Regions from separate parts of the Homo sapiens genome. Here region 2 is linked to region 1. The links are chromatin contacts, found by Hi-C or POLR2A ChIA-PET in ENCODE. All regions are on one chromosome and are shown on one strand. The core of a region is the stretch at or near the end of the contact, and the rest is flanking DNA. Distances in the headings are between cores, read along the strand shown. Region 1 has its middle 37 kb from the start of PNLIPRP1. Region 2 overlaps SPMIP5 (sperm microtubule inner protein 5).

Region 1 (6,741 bases), core at 2,689-5,188:
CTATCAAGACTGGTGCAATTTGTATTACTTTACTCATTTTAAAATTTTGATGTCTACATTATATTGTTATGTGGAGACTACATAACATTATATTGTTATATTGTGAGCCGTAGCATATGGCTAGGCTCTTTGGCTTTCAAAGCATATGAACCCGTGATCAAATCCTGGTTTTACTTACAGATTTTGTGATCTGGGTCAATTACTTAACCTAATTGAGCCTCAGTTCCTCAGCCATGAAATGGTGGTAATAAAGCCCACTTTTTAGAGTGTTACAGAATTGACAAGCTAATGTATGCAAAATGTTCAGTGTAGCACATGGTAAACACTAAGTAAGTGATAACATCATCATCATCATCATCAAAAACATACCCTTTATTGGCAAGTTTCATGAGTGGCTATATAAGAAAATATTGAAAAAAAAACACTGATTTTAGAAGAATTAAAGAATGGGATAAAGTTGCCAACAAAACAAAGTGTAACCAAAGCTTTGACTGAAGAAGTAAGAAAAATATTCAAAAATTAACTTCGTATTTTGCAAGTACAGGTCAAGTTTTAAGAATGAATACATCTGCCCCACTAGTTACTGGTAGATTGGGGAAGGATGCAGAGTTTGAAGATTGATTGACAACCTTTCATAGACTACAGAAGGGTTTTTGTTTAACCCAGGGCTGCACGCTGATTCCACTGGCATTGAACTAGCTATTTATTTGGGACTGGTACCCATTTTGACTGGTTGGTGCCCAAGCCATTCCTGTAGCTATTTCAAATGGCCTCCCCTGCTGTGTGTGTATGTATGTGTGAGAGGGGATATCTGGACCCAATGTCATTAGCTGTAGCACAGGTCAGCAGGAGATGGGATTGAGGAACTCACCTAGGGAAGGAACTATGGGAGAAGAATCTGTGTGAATCACATCCACAAACACGGCGTCAGATGGATCCAACCGAACCTCCTCAGGTTCATCCTGGAAGCACGGCCCTGCTGGATCCAGCCCTGAAAGGGAGAAGGTAGGCAGGCTGGACTCTTAAGAACTGGGATTTAAAGCCAGTACTGGCAGACTAAGCATGAGGATTCCTCCTACCCCAGCAGCTATGGTTCTGGGGATTGGGTCTGCAGTTCTTGGTCTGCCTGGGAGAGAGAGTCTGGGACAGAAAGGCTGGGAATGGGGTCATTGCCTGTGGATGAACATTCAGAAATACCCAGTGCCTGGCTCCGTGGAGGATCTGGGTAGCCTCCGTACACCCCTTCTTTCCCTTTTTCTTTTTGTCCTCACACATTACCATTTGGCCACTGCTCTCAGAGACTGCAAGACCCCAGGCCTTACCCAGCTGCTAGCATCTACTCCTTTGTTTGGCTCACGCCATTCTCCAGCCTGCTGTGCTCTTTCCCACATTCTTCCTTTATCTAAATCTTTCTCCTCCAAACCCAGCTCACACACCACCTCCTCATGGTTAAATGGAAAATCTAACCCCTCTCCTTTCTCAGCCCATTCCATCCACTTTGTATTATGCTGTCCCCAGGTCATCTTCAGAGAGAAACAGAGCGTGGGAGGAGGGGGCACACAGTGGCCTGTATTCTTGCCCTAGTTCTACTCCAGGTCAAATGTCTGCCCTCTCTGAGCTTCTGTATCCTTATCGGGAAAGCAGGAATAATGACAACCCCTACCTTACAGAGTCGTTGTGAAACCCTCATGAAGAGATGTAAGAGAAGGGACTTTGCAAACTGCAAAATTCTACATAAACACAAACCAATACCCCCTCATCCTTCACCCAGTGCCTTGGGCAAAGGGACGCTCATTAAATGTTGATGTGAACTGTTTGGTGAAGTTACAAACTGATTTGGCTGCACAAAATTAAGTTATTTGTGTCTTTGCCTTATATGCATTCAGTTTAGTGCTTCATTCATTCATTCAGTATTTACTGAGCGCCTTCTATATGGCAGGTCTCAGTGTGCATTTGCATTTTCTGTCTTTGCCTGGCGCAGTAGAGACATTCAAACAATTACGTGGAACTGACGAATTTTTAAAACCATCTCACATTTTTTCTTTTACTTTGCCATACTCTGAAAATAATAGCTCTTAAGTCATGGATTTAATGTGCTAGTTAAATCTTTCTCCTTTTCTTTTCTTTCTTTCTTTTTTTTTTTTTTTTTTTTTTTTTTTGTTTTTTGAGGTGGAGTCTCGCTCTGTCGCCCAGGCTGGAGTGCAGTGGCACGGTCTCCGCTCACTGCAAGCTCCGCCTTCCGGGTTCATGCCATTCTCCTGCCTCAGCCTCTCGAGTAGCTGGGACTACAGGTGCCCCCCACCACACCCGGCTAATTTTTTGTATTTTTAGTAGAGACAGGGTTTCACCTTGTTAGCCAGGATGGTCTGGATCTCCTGACCTCGTGATCCACCCACCTCGGCCTCCCAAAGTGCTGGGATTACAGGCGTGAGCCACTGCGCCCGGCCTCACTTTTCTCCTTCCCTCCCCTCCCTCCCTCTCTCTCTCTCTCTCTCTTTCTTTCTTTCTTTCCTTGCCTCCTTTCCTTCTTTTCTTTCCTCCTTTCTCTTTTTTTTTTTTTGAGATACAGTCTCCCTTTATTACCCAGGGTGGAGTGCAGTGGAGCTATCACAGCTCCCTGCAGCCTGGAACACCTAGGCTCAAGCAGTCCTCCCACCTGGGCCTTTCGAGTAGCTGGGACTACAGGCAGAGCCATCACCCCTGGCCAACTTTAAAAATTTTTTATAGAGACAAGGTTTCACCATGTTGCCAAACTGGTCTTGAACTCCTGGCCTCAAGCGATTCTCTCGCCTCAGCCTACAAAAGTGCTGGGATTACAGGTGTGAGCCAGTGGCCCAGCCTTTGTTTTAAAAAATGAATGCATTTTTATTTTTAATTATCTATTTTCTAATACACATTATGGAAAATTATTTTTAAATTTAAGGCCGGTCATCACAAAAAATCGGGTCCCCAGGAGGACCATCAGGGGCGCCCTTCGCCGTCGGAAAGGCGCTGGCCGAGGCTTCCGAGGTGCGCACCCGGGGGCCTGGGACTCCGGCCCGGGGCCCCGCGACCCCTACCTGTGATCCTGCCCACGCGGCCCCCCAGCCTCCTGCCCGCCTCCGCGGCCGTGTGCGCGCCCAGGCTGTGGCCGATGACATGCACGTCCTCAAGGCTGTACCCTAGCTGCGTCTGCGGAGGGATAGCGTGTCAGGTCCCACAGCACCGCGTGGGGACCCGCTGGTCTGAGAGCGGGGCGCCGGGCCCTGCCAGGGATGGGGGCAGGACCCGGGCTCGAGCACGCCGCCTGGGGCAGGGCGACCCCGCTTCCTATTTGCAGCCTGCGAGTCCCGCAGGCCGGCTCGTGCGCGGGGCAACAGTGCTGACCAGCGGCCACCACGCCAACTGCAGGCCACCTGGGCGGGCGTGGCACACGGCCTGCCGCCCGGGACTGCCCCACCCCCAGCTCCCTTTCCTCGTCCCTGCCAGGGGTATGGCCTGTCTGGGCAAGCACGGGTAGAGTGGGCCCTATCTCTGGCTCCCCCCGCCCCCTCCCGATAGATCCTGCAGAAAGGTCCAGGGCCTTCCCTCGTGGGCTGGCGAAGGATGAAAACTCATCTTCTGCACTGGGAGCTGCGGGGCAGCCCAGCCTGCTCTCTGACCCTTGCAGAACAGCCTGCAAGGAAGGTCTATTTCAAAAGGGGAAACCAAGGCTTAGTTTGCCTCAGGCCCCACAGCTAGACAGTGATAGGGCAAGGTGTCTTCAGGACAGCAGGCAAAGAGGAAGGTTGCAGAGCTTCATCTTGGGAATTGCCCTTCTTGATTGCAATCTGGGCTACTAGCTGCCGGCCCCTACCCATGCCCACGGGTCCCCAGGCTGCCTCTCCATGCCACGTGGTACCTCCCTGCCCCTCTCTGACCCCTACCCACAGGACAGGGCCCAGGCAGGGTTTTACCGACAGTGCTTGTATTAAGAAAGCTGTCTCCGCCCCAACAACCCGAATGTTTTGCACGGCTTGGGTGTACATTGCCCGGGACCCGTGCCTCCAGTCCACACAGATGCAGTTCACCTTCTCCACTTCAAACATTTTCTGGGGAAGACAAACAAGGGAGAGAAATCAATTTATAAACAGCCCCCAGGTGCACACCCCAGAGATAGGCATTCACGTCTGTCAAACACCTAGCCCATGCCAGAGCTTTGATGTTCTTATACCTGCCATAACGTCACCCTCACTGCAGTGCTATGGACTGGACATGCTAGTACCCGCTTAACAGATATGGAAACTGAACCCTGGAATGGGTGAGTGACGTGTCTGAGGTCTCACACATCGTTAGGAACACAACCAGGTTAAAAAGACCACTTACTAAATCAGGTGTGAGCAGACTACTACTACTCAATAACATGTCAAATTCAGCTCCTCGTTTGCACCAGCCACATTTCAAGTGCTGAATAACTTATGTGGCCAGTGGCTTCTGATTTGGACAGTGCATATATAGAACACCTTCATCACTGCAGAACATTCTATTGGATAGCGGTGCTTTAGAGGGTAAAATTTAAGTGTTTTTAACATCACAAAGGGGTTTTACATAAGTCCTCAGGGATAAATGCCCAGCAGTTTGCTGCAGTCTCCACCTCGAGACTTTTTGACTGAACTCTGGGTGTCTTCAGCCTCATAGGAGATTGTTGGCTAGAAATTGGTAGGTAGAGAGAGCTTGGTAATGGATGCCCTTTGGAACTGGGCTTTCCTCGGTGGTTTTAAAAAGGACCCATCTCTCTCTGAAGTATTTCTTTTCCCAGTCTAAGGGAAACTGGGGGTACAGTGTTTGAATCTGTGTGTTGGGTGCTGGTCTCACCAGGGAGTGGCCAAGTGGTAGGGCCCTACCTTGCACATGTCCGATGGCCAGCTGTCCTCCGCCTTGTCTAAGAAGCCATGGATGATGAAGCGTGTCTTGCGGTCCAGTTGGAAGTTTGAAGCCTCAATGGTGTCTGGTTCCGTGCCAGTGATTAGCTGGTTTAATTTAAAAAGATTAATTTGAATGTTGCCCTTTCCAAGCCACGAGTCTATTAGAGCCAGTTTCAGAATTGATATCACAGCTTCAATGCCCACAAAGCTGGGTCAGACTAGAAGGAGCTCCTGACCTGGGGTTGTGGATAGATTTCAGAAAGTCCAAATTCACAGACTTTCTATTTTAGTTAATCCTTAATCCATATCTAGCATTTCAGTTAATCACAAAACTAGACAATAAACCACAGTGGTATTAGCAACACCTGTGACTCTGTCCCCGGTAGAAGTCACAGGTATTTTCAGGTCATAATGTAATTATTGCAGATATCTAAAAATATCATTTATACTCATTAATATTTTAAATTATAGTAGTTATTAGACCAACCCCTAGATCTTGTTATTTAATGATATATAAAAAGCACATATATGACTATATCACATATTTATATATTTAAATGTTTTGGTAATTATTTTTCAATATAATTCGTTTCTTTTGTAATCCAATATATTTTATTTCTGCATTTAAAAACATTGACCTGGCCGGGCACGGTGGCTCACGCCTGTAATACCAGCACTTTGGGAGGCTGAGGCAGGCGGATCACAAGGTCAGGAGATCGAAACCATCCTGGCTAACACGGTGAAACCCCGTCTCTACTAAAATTAGCTGGGTGTGGTGGTAGACACCTGTAGTCCCAGCTACTCAGGAGGCTGAGGCGGGAGAATGGCATGAACCCAGAAGGCAGAGCTTGCAGTGAGCCGAGATCGCGCCACTGCACTCCAGCCTGGGTGACAGAGCAAGACTCTGTCTCAAAAAAAACAAACAAACCAACAAAAAACAACAACAACAAAAAATTGACCTAAGAAGGGGCCTTTAGGCTTCTTCCAGGTGGCCAGAGAGGTTCCTGGCACAGAAAAGGTGAGGAACCCCTGGACCAGAAGCTTAAGTGTGGGAGCAAATTCAGTTCAGTGGAGCTGTGAGACTTTGGAATGCACTTCTAAATTGCCACAGGCTGCTCGACCCCCTTCTACCAACCCCTACAGATGAGACGCCAGAAGATGCCACCAACCTCTACAGATGAGATGCCAGAAGATGCCACCAACCCCTACAGATGAGACGCACCGTAACCATGTCCAAGCCGACTCTGGGCTGGGGGCACTAAGAAGGCTGGTCTGTCAGATAGAGTCCCACAGTGGGTGACCTCAGAAACCTATTGACAGCACCTGGCTCCCTAAACTCTGTCAGGGACCAGAGCTGTGAGCTGCTGGATTCTCAGCAATGTCTTTCTTGAAACTGTCTCCTGGTCACTTCTGACACTCTGGAGCAAGTCTGATCTGCTTCTGATGGGCAGACCTGCTGAAAACTGGAGGTTGCTCCAGAGGACCTCATCTTTTATCTATTGTGGCTACATGTCCCCTCTCCCCTACCTGTCTCCTAGCTCTTCAGGAAGAATTTACACCCACCCCCACCCCCAATGCCCAAGAGGCTTCTCCCCCTCCACTCTCCTGTGTAGAAACGAGGCAGACTTTCCGGTGGCTACACCAGGCCTGGGCTTCTCCATAAATGCTGCTCATAGTCCCTTCCTCCCAGGGAACAAGGCATTTACGCTGGGGTAGCCCCTGAAGTTCTCTGCACCAGTGTGTGTGAATGTGTAAGTTTCTGGGTTAGGCATCAGTAGATTTCATCAGATACTCAGGTGTTTATGATCCTGAGAGCTACGCCTTGGATTCTATGCCTTGGAGTTTCTGGAAAATTCCA
Region 2 (7,602 bases), core at 1,660-4,159, 39 kb before region 1:
AGAGGAGACCCTGGTAGGTGTGATCTACACACTGTTATCCAAGTTAACATAAAAGGTGATGGGCCCTTGGTAATAGGTCATTGGTTTGTGACTGAAGCCAGCTGTGTCTCTGGCTTTGGGTAAGGTGGTAGTGCTGCCTCTCAGCCCCAACTCCTGGCAGTCATTCTTCCACTCCCAAGAGCTTGTGCACACTCAATAGTAATTCCTTAAGGCAGTGACTTTTGATGAGACCGTTTCATTCCCTCTTCCCTCCACTAACAGAGAGCGAAATCATGGAGCCTTCCAAGACCTTCATGAGAAACCTGCCAATCACACCAGGCTATAGCGGTAAGTGTGGACGTACCCTGCAGCTGTGCCTGGCAGGGGAACCCGGGTCCTGGTCACTGTCCCTGCCTTGACCCACTGTCTGTGTCTGTGCAGCCAACTGGACCAGTCTAGGCGCTCTAGCTTCTCAGACATGCATTGAGAGCATTCCATCGCTGAAGATGGCTGATGGCCGGGTTCTGAGGGGCAGAACTTAGACCACACGTCCCAGAACATGGCCTGGTATGCAGAGGAAGCACTTAATGCCTGTTGAATGAATTTGGACCAGGATAGACACAATGTGATGAGGATAGACACAATGTGATGAGGATAGACACATGAATAAGTAGAGGCCCTGTTCTCCCCAAGTTGGTTTTCTCAAGTCCTCCACAAAGGTTATTCTTGTGCTCCCATCCTTTCCTGCATCCCCTAAAGGAAGGCTGGCCAACTGCCCTGGTCTACCTGGGACTGCCTTTGTCCTGGGACTGCCTGGGACTTTCCTTAACACTGAAAATCTTGCATTTGGGAAACTCCTCAGTCCTTGGCAAACCAGGACGATTGGTTGCCCTACCTAGAGGCTATTCCTCCTCAGGCTTCTGGGCTACTGAGAACTTACTAAGTCATATCCCTGTGGGTGACAAACCCAGTGGTCCCCACAGACCCTTGGCTCTCCCATACAGCCGTTCTCAGGAGGAATAGTACTTGGGTGATATTCCAGGGTTGCCCAACCTCACTCTGGTCCTAATGGCTGGTTGAGAATAGGCTTTGGGTTCTGACAAGCTGAGGTTCGAATCTCTGTTTGGTCACTGTCGATGAGACTGTAAGTAACTTGCCTCTCTGTGGTAAGTACAACATTCTATAAAATGGATGTATTTGTTTTCTAGGACCACTGCAACAAATTACCACAAACTATGTGGTTTAAAGTGATGGAAATGCATTCCCTCACAGTTCTGAGGCCAGACGTCTGAAATCGAGGTGCCCGCAGGGCCATGCTCTTTCTGAAGGCGCTAGGGAAGGATCCCACCTTTGCTTCTTCCAGCTTCTGGTGGCCCCAGTGTTCTTGGCTTGTGGCAGCATCTCTCCAGTCACTCTCTTCATCCTCACACGGCATTTCCCCCTTTGTCTCTGTGTCACAAGTCTCTCTCTTCTTTCCTCTATAAGGACATCAGTCATCAGATTTAGGACCCACCCTAAATCCGGGATGATCTCATTTTTAGGCCCTTAACTTAATTACATCTGAGAAGTCCCTATTTGTAGATAAATGCACATTCACAGGTACCAGGGGTTAGGACTTGCATATATCTATTTGGAGGATACAGTTCAACCCACTACATGGGATACCATAAGATTGTTGTGAGGATTAAAGGAGCCAGCATACATAACCTATTTTAAATGTCTTGGTCCTTAGCGAGACTCGATAAAGGTAGTTCGTATGCTTATGTCTGTGCATATATGCACTAATATAAAACCTAGGCAGACCAAAGTCGGCCCTGATGGCAGGGAAACCACTGTGGCAAAGCCCCTAGGGTCTTCATAATGTTAGGATATCTTTTAATCATCCAAGGGTTGGGGAGTCTGGGCGATGCATGGAAGGCTTCCAACACTGTCAAGATTAGTTTAGTAATTAGGTTCTTCCAGAGGGGGTTATTGTAGGGCTCTGGGGGTGAGGATTGCTACTTTCAACTCTGAAGCCAGGTTTTGTTTTCCTGGAGACCATGGCAAAAATGTTGGGTTTCCATAAGGAGAGAGATTTATTTATTTATTTTGCAGTTTGAAACTAAGTTCTTAACCAGTTTTCCTCATTTGTTCTTCAAAAAAAAAAAAAATGGTTTTATTGTGACAATATTATAGTACTTAGGATTCAGCCTCCAGTTTAAGTAAATAGTTGTGTTTTACCCATACTAATTGTAATGATTATATGTTACTTGGTGGGAAATGGTGAAAAATTGTGCTAGGGGTGGGTCTTGCAGATAATGAATTTACCTTTTTGTGTAACAGGGCTCTACTTTTAATAAGCCTGCAATTTCCTGATGGTCCGGCAAGAAAGATCCCAAATTGCATTTGGGAAGTGTCGAGGAAAATAAGCTTTCTCTTTAAAAAGATGAATAATTTCAATTACTCCTTAGACTATCATTTTGGCCCATTAAATGCTTTCCCCATTTTCCGTCAGGCTGACATCAGGGGCTTTGCTATTCAAAGAGTATTACTGTCATCGCCTTTGTTGAAATGGGCCTTCCCTCCCCAGCTCCAAGGTCATTTTTTGTGGCCTTGGGAGGGCCCAGCCGCAGTGGAAACAACAGCACTGCTTGTATTAATGGCCTTTGGAAAAACGTAGTGCTGTTGGCTGAGGAAGAAATGCCAAAGGGTGGGCTGAAATGCTGGGGAGTTTAGGCGGGCTCTGAATTCCTTGCTGGCCAGTCTTGCTGAAGGCTGTGATTCCATTCGGCTCTTGCAGGCTTTGTGCCATTCCTCAGCTGCCAAGGAATGTCCAAGGAGGATGACATGAACCACTGTGTGAAAACCTTCCAGGAGAAAACACAGCGCTATAAAGAACAGCTGCGGGAATTGTGCTGCGCAGTGGCCACTGCCCCGAAACTGAAACCTGTCAACTCCGAGGAGACGGTCCTGCAGGCCCTGCACCAGTACAATCTGCAGTACCACCCCCTGATCCTGGGTAGCAGCGCCCTGAAACCATTTCCCCTCACCCCTGGTCACCCCTGCAGATTCTCATAGGCCAGCTGAGCTGCCCCATAGCACCCAGAATCCCGCACCGTTCCAAATCCCAGGGGTCAGCACCAAATGCAAAGGCTCCATTTCTTAAAATGAGAAAGACACATTTCTTTTTCTTTCTTTCTTTTTCTTTTTTTTTTTTTTTTTGAGACGGAGTCTCACTCTGTTGCCTAGGCTGGAGTGCAGTGGTGTGATCTCGGCTCACTGCAACCTCTGCCTCCTGGGTTCAAGCGATTCTCCTGCCTCAGCCTCAGCCTCAGCCAAGTAGCTGAGACTACAGGTGCATGCCACCATGCCTGGCTAATTTTTGTATTTTTAGTAGAGACGGGGTTTCACCATGTTGCCGAGGGTGGTCTCAAATTCCTGACCTCAGGTGATCTGCCTGCCTCAGCCTCCCAAAGTGCTGGGATTACAGGCATGAGCCACAGAGGCTGGCCAGAAAGAAACATTTCTAGGGGAGGGGGCACAGTCCTGGTTAGGGAAGAGGGTGCTGGTCTGAGAACTAGGAGACCCTAGGCAAGTCACAAGTTTTCAGGCCTCAGCTTCTGGGTCAGTGGAAAACATTTTTTAGTTGCTTTCTCTGTGCCATGGTGTCTTTTTACAGAATGCAAATATGTAAAGAAACCTCTCCAGGAGCCCCCGATCCCTGGCTGGGCAGGCTACCTGCCGAGAGCCAAGGTCACTGAATTTGGCTGTGGCACGAGATACACTGTCATGGCCAAAAACTGCTACAAGGACTTCCTGGAGATCACGGAGAGGGCCAAGAAGGCACATCTGAAACCATATGAAGAGTGAGTCTGGCTTGGGTCCGTACCCCAGGCACAAGGTCAAAGGGAGAAGTGCAAACCCAGGATGGGGGTTTACCAGATGTCCCCATCCCAGCACTAGGACTATTTGTGTGTGATTTGTCTTAGAGAAGGTGCCTCATTTGTAGTTTCAGGGCTTCCCCAGTAGGCAGGTGCCCTCTGCTCCCAACCTGTGCTCAGCATTCCCCAGCAGCTCTACCTGTGGTCTTTGCTGGTTTGCAGGGAGGGGATGGGAGTAAAAACCAGCAGGGCTACCATCCTGGCAGTGGCTTAAGGCCCAAGGGTGCTGAGTGGCCTCAGCTTTCTCTTCTGCGAAATGAGGAGGGTGATCTTTACCTTTAGAATAAATTGTAAAGAAATAACATACCATGTTCATATATTTACTCATATTTATGTATTGTATTTTATTCTATTTATTATTATTCTATTCTTAATAAAAGGTCCATAACTTTGTGACTTCTATTCTTGTTTTAGAATATATGGAGTTAGCTCCACAAAAACTTCTGCTCCGTCTCCAAAAGTTTTGCAGCATGAAGAGCTGCTGCCAAAATATCCCGATTTTTCTATTCCAGGTGAGGAGAAATGTCTCTTTCCTTCCTACTACCGTTTTAAAAAGGGGATGAAATGTTTGCAGTGGCCTTTCTGCTTAGCTGGGCCAGCTCCCTGCAACTCACACGGACGGTTCCTCTCCTAGATGGAAGCTGCCCTGCCCTTGGAAGGCCCCTGAGAGAGGACCCCAAAACTCCGCTGACATGTGGCTGTGCTCAGAGGCCAAGTATACCATGCAGTGGGAAGATGTATCTAGAGCCACTGTCCTCCGCAAAGTATGCAGAAGGCTAGAAGCGCAGAGTCTCCCAAGGAGGTGAACTTTAAGTGGGGCTTCCAAAACCTGCCATTCTCATGTTGGAATCACGCCCAGTGAGCAATAAAGAAATTTAGTAACAAGAATTTTTTAACTGCCGCCTGCATCCTGAGTGGTTGACGGTTGCATGTCATTAATGATAAAGACCGTTTTTTGTCATGTGGGAATAAAGAGGCTGCTTCTCCGCATGCTAAAGTTTCTTGTGCGGGTTTTCTCCAGGTTATGTTGACCATGAGCTAGGGTTCCTAACCCCCGAGGTAACACTGCAGCCAGGCCAGGATCTTCACTGAAGACCTAGCCCAACCCTCTAACCAAACAGTCCCTGGGTCCTGGCATGTTCCTGACAGCGGCGCAGACACCACGCCCACCCCAGCCCTGGTTTTCCAGAATCCCAGTCCCCAGGAGGGTCCAGTTGGCAGATACCAGCTATATTGGTGTGATAGGGCTGCCTCCACAAAGTCCCACAAACTGGGTGGCTTAAGACAACAGAAATTTATTGTCTCACAGTTCTGGAGGCTGGAAGTCCAAAACTGGGGTGTTAGCAGGGCCAGCTCCCTCTGAAACCCGTGGGGAATCCTTACTCATCTATTCTTAGCTTGCTGTGTTTTGCAGCCACGTTGGCATTTCTTGCTACTAACTCCAGGCCCCCTGGGTGCCTCTCTGCCTTCACACGGCCATCTTCTTTTTTTTTTTTTTTTTTTTGAGACAGAATCTAGCTCTGTCACCCAGGCTGGAGTGCAGTGGCGTGATCTTGGCTTACTGCAAGCTCTGCTTCCTGGGTTCACGCCATTCTCCTGCCTCAGCCTCCCAAGTAGCTGGGACTACAGGCGCCCACCACCACGCCCGGCTGATTTTTTGTATTTTTAGTAGAGATGGGGTTTCACTGTGTTGGCCAGGATGGCCTTGATCTCCTGACCTCGTGATCCGCCTGCCTCGGCCTCCCAAAGTGCTGGGATTACAGGTGTGAGCCACTGTGCCCAGCCACACGGCCGTCTTCTTACAAGGACACCAGTCGCACTGGATCAGGAGCATGCCCTACTTCACTGTGACCTCATTGTAACTCATTATACCTGCAATGACTCTAGTTCCAAATAAGTCACATAAAGTACGGGGACTAGGACTTTCATGTTTTTTTTGAGGGACATAGTTCAAGCCGTAACACTGGATAACATCATCTTGCCACCAGCAGGCACCCTGACCTCCCTCAGCAACCACCCGTATGCAGAAGAAATAACAGCTCCTGGGACAATGAGACCGTTGTCATCCACTCAGAAATGTGCAGAGCCACACGAGGCAGCAAGCTGGGCCTCGGAGGTTTTTTCCAAGGCAAGAATTTTCACCTGGACATGCTGGGCTCCCATGATTCCATGGGTAGAAGTCAGAAGGTCAGAGAACTTTGATGAGAAAAAAAGTTACATCATTGTTTTCACTAACCTCCAGGCGAAATTTAGTATTTCCTTCCTTGATGAATGCAGGCAACAAACCACTGCAGGACCTGTCACCTTGGCCTGAGAGCAGTCACAGATGTTTTTGTATCACGTGGCTCTGGCTGCAAACAGCTGGAATGATGTTAAAGCTCATCTCTGTAATCATGGTGGTTATTACAGTGACTATATCTACTCTCTCACATAGTGTTATTCAATATAAGAATAAAGAAATGGCTGTTTTATAAATTTGTTCTTTTTAATATTTTGATAATATTTCAATATTGTTTCCATTGTAATCTTATGTATTTTGCTTTAAACATTTGGAAATACTGTTCTGACAAGAGGCCCACAGGTTTCACTAGACAGCAGTGGGTCCCCACCACAAGAATGGTTAAGAACCTTTGTCCAGGAAAACAGCCACGAATGTGTGTAAAGGGAGATTGTCACACAAAACCAGATAACAACACCTTCCCCACAGGGTTCAGGATTATGGTACATCTCATTATTTTTAAATGATATGATGGAAAAATGGTGTTGTATAAAAATACTGAGGATCCCATACATGAAATAGGCAGGTCATAAAACTGTACAGTAACACCAGACCTGTGTGTGTGTGTCCCTCATACACACAAACTCATACACACTATAATCCTGCTTTCTGTTTTTAAAAAAGGGTGGGGGGGGGCACTAACCTATAATGCTAGCAGTGGTCATTTGGATGATGGTCCTGTTGGTTATTTTTGTTTATTTATGCTTTTTTCAATTTTCCATAGCCAATAGGTATTGTTTTTATAATCAAGAAAAAAAAGTCATTAAAAAATCGCTATTTGAATTAAAAGATATTTTAATATTTTAGAGATTAAATGTTTAAAGAAAGGTCAGGTGCAGTGGTTCACACCTGTAATCCCAGCACTTTGGGAGGCTGAGGCAGGTGGATCACCTGAGGTCAGGAGTTTGAGACCAGCCCGGCCAACATGGTGAAACCCCCGTCTCTACTAAAAATACAAAAATTAGCCGGGCGTTGTGGCTCATGCCTGTAGTCCCAGCAACTCAGGAGGCTGAGGTGGGAGGAGCTCTTGAACCCGGGAGGCAGAGGTTGCAGTAAGCCAAGATCACACCACGGCACTCCAGTCTGAGCACAAGAGTGAGACTCCGTCTCAAAAAAAAAAAAAATGTTCAAAGAAAAAAGCCACATCTCAATAGAAGGTAGCTGGATTCCCTTCCAAGGGCTGAGGCAAAGCTCAGTGAACTGTCAGGATTTTTTCCCAGTGTTCTGAAAACCTGAAAGAGTTAAAACCCACGATCTTGGAAAGGAAACGTGGAGCTAGATCTCCCCACTGCCGGGATTGGGGGGTGGCCCAGCCTGCTGCGTCTGTGCTGGCCTCTCAGGGATGAGAGACAGGAATGGATGTCTGCCTGGGCCCAAACAATTTGCAGATAGCTCCTAGGGGCTCAAGGTTACTGGGGGTCTTTG

Evidence for each region. A loop is a pair of places that touch in the nucleus more often than their neighbours do. ChIA-PET counts read pairs that join two places held with the same protein, here RNA polymerase II (POLR2A).
Region 2: a loop to region 1 is called in a map of transverse colon, with 16 times the contacts of the local background. The contact joins two enhancer-like sites. A Hi-C loop is called at or near these places in 1 of 168 maps with a recorded cell type or tissue (transverse colon). POLR2A ChIA-PET finds 5 or more read pairs at or near these places in 3 of 52 experiments (OCI-LY7, WTC11 and activated B cell).

The regions. Positions count from the first base shown.
Region 1 is chr10:116,624,193-116,630,933 of GRCh38, reverse strand. It overlaps the pseudogene PNLIPRP2. Among named protein-coding and RNA genes, the nearest start is that of PNLIPRP1, 37 kb to the right of the region's middle. Within about 2 kb of position 3,938, at least 2 of the 41 ENCODE cell types and tissues checked have a DNase peak (open chromatin) inside an H3K27ac peak, as active enhancers do.
Region 2 is chr10:116,660,983-116,668,584 of GRCh38, reverse strand. It overlaps SPMIP5 (sperm microtubule inner protein 5), which reads left to right. Exons shown (of 6, transcript NM_001350931.2): 2 at 262-327; 3 at 2,759-2,977; 4 at 3,638-3,824; 5 at 4,314-4,411; 6 at 4,534-4,889. The coding sequence starts at 273. The coding sequence ends at 4,679. Among named protein-coding and RNA genes, the nearest start is that of SPMIP5, 5.2 kb to the left of the region's middle. Within about 2 kb of position 2,909, at least 7 of the 41 ENCODE cell types and tissues checked have a DNase peak (open chromatin) inside an H3K27ac peak, as active enhancers do.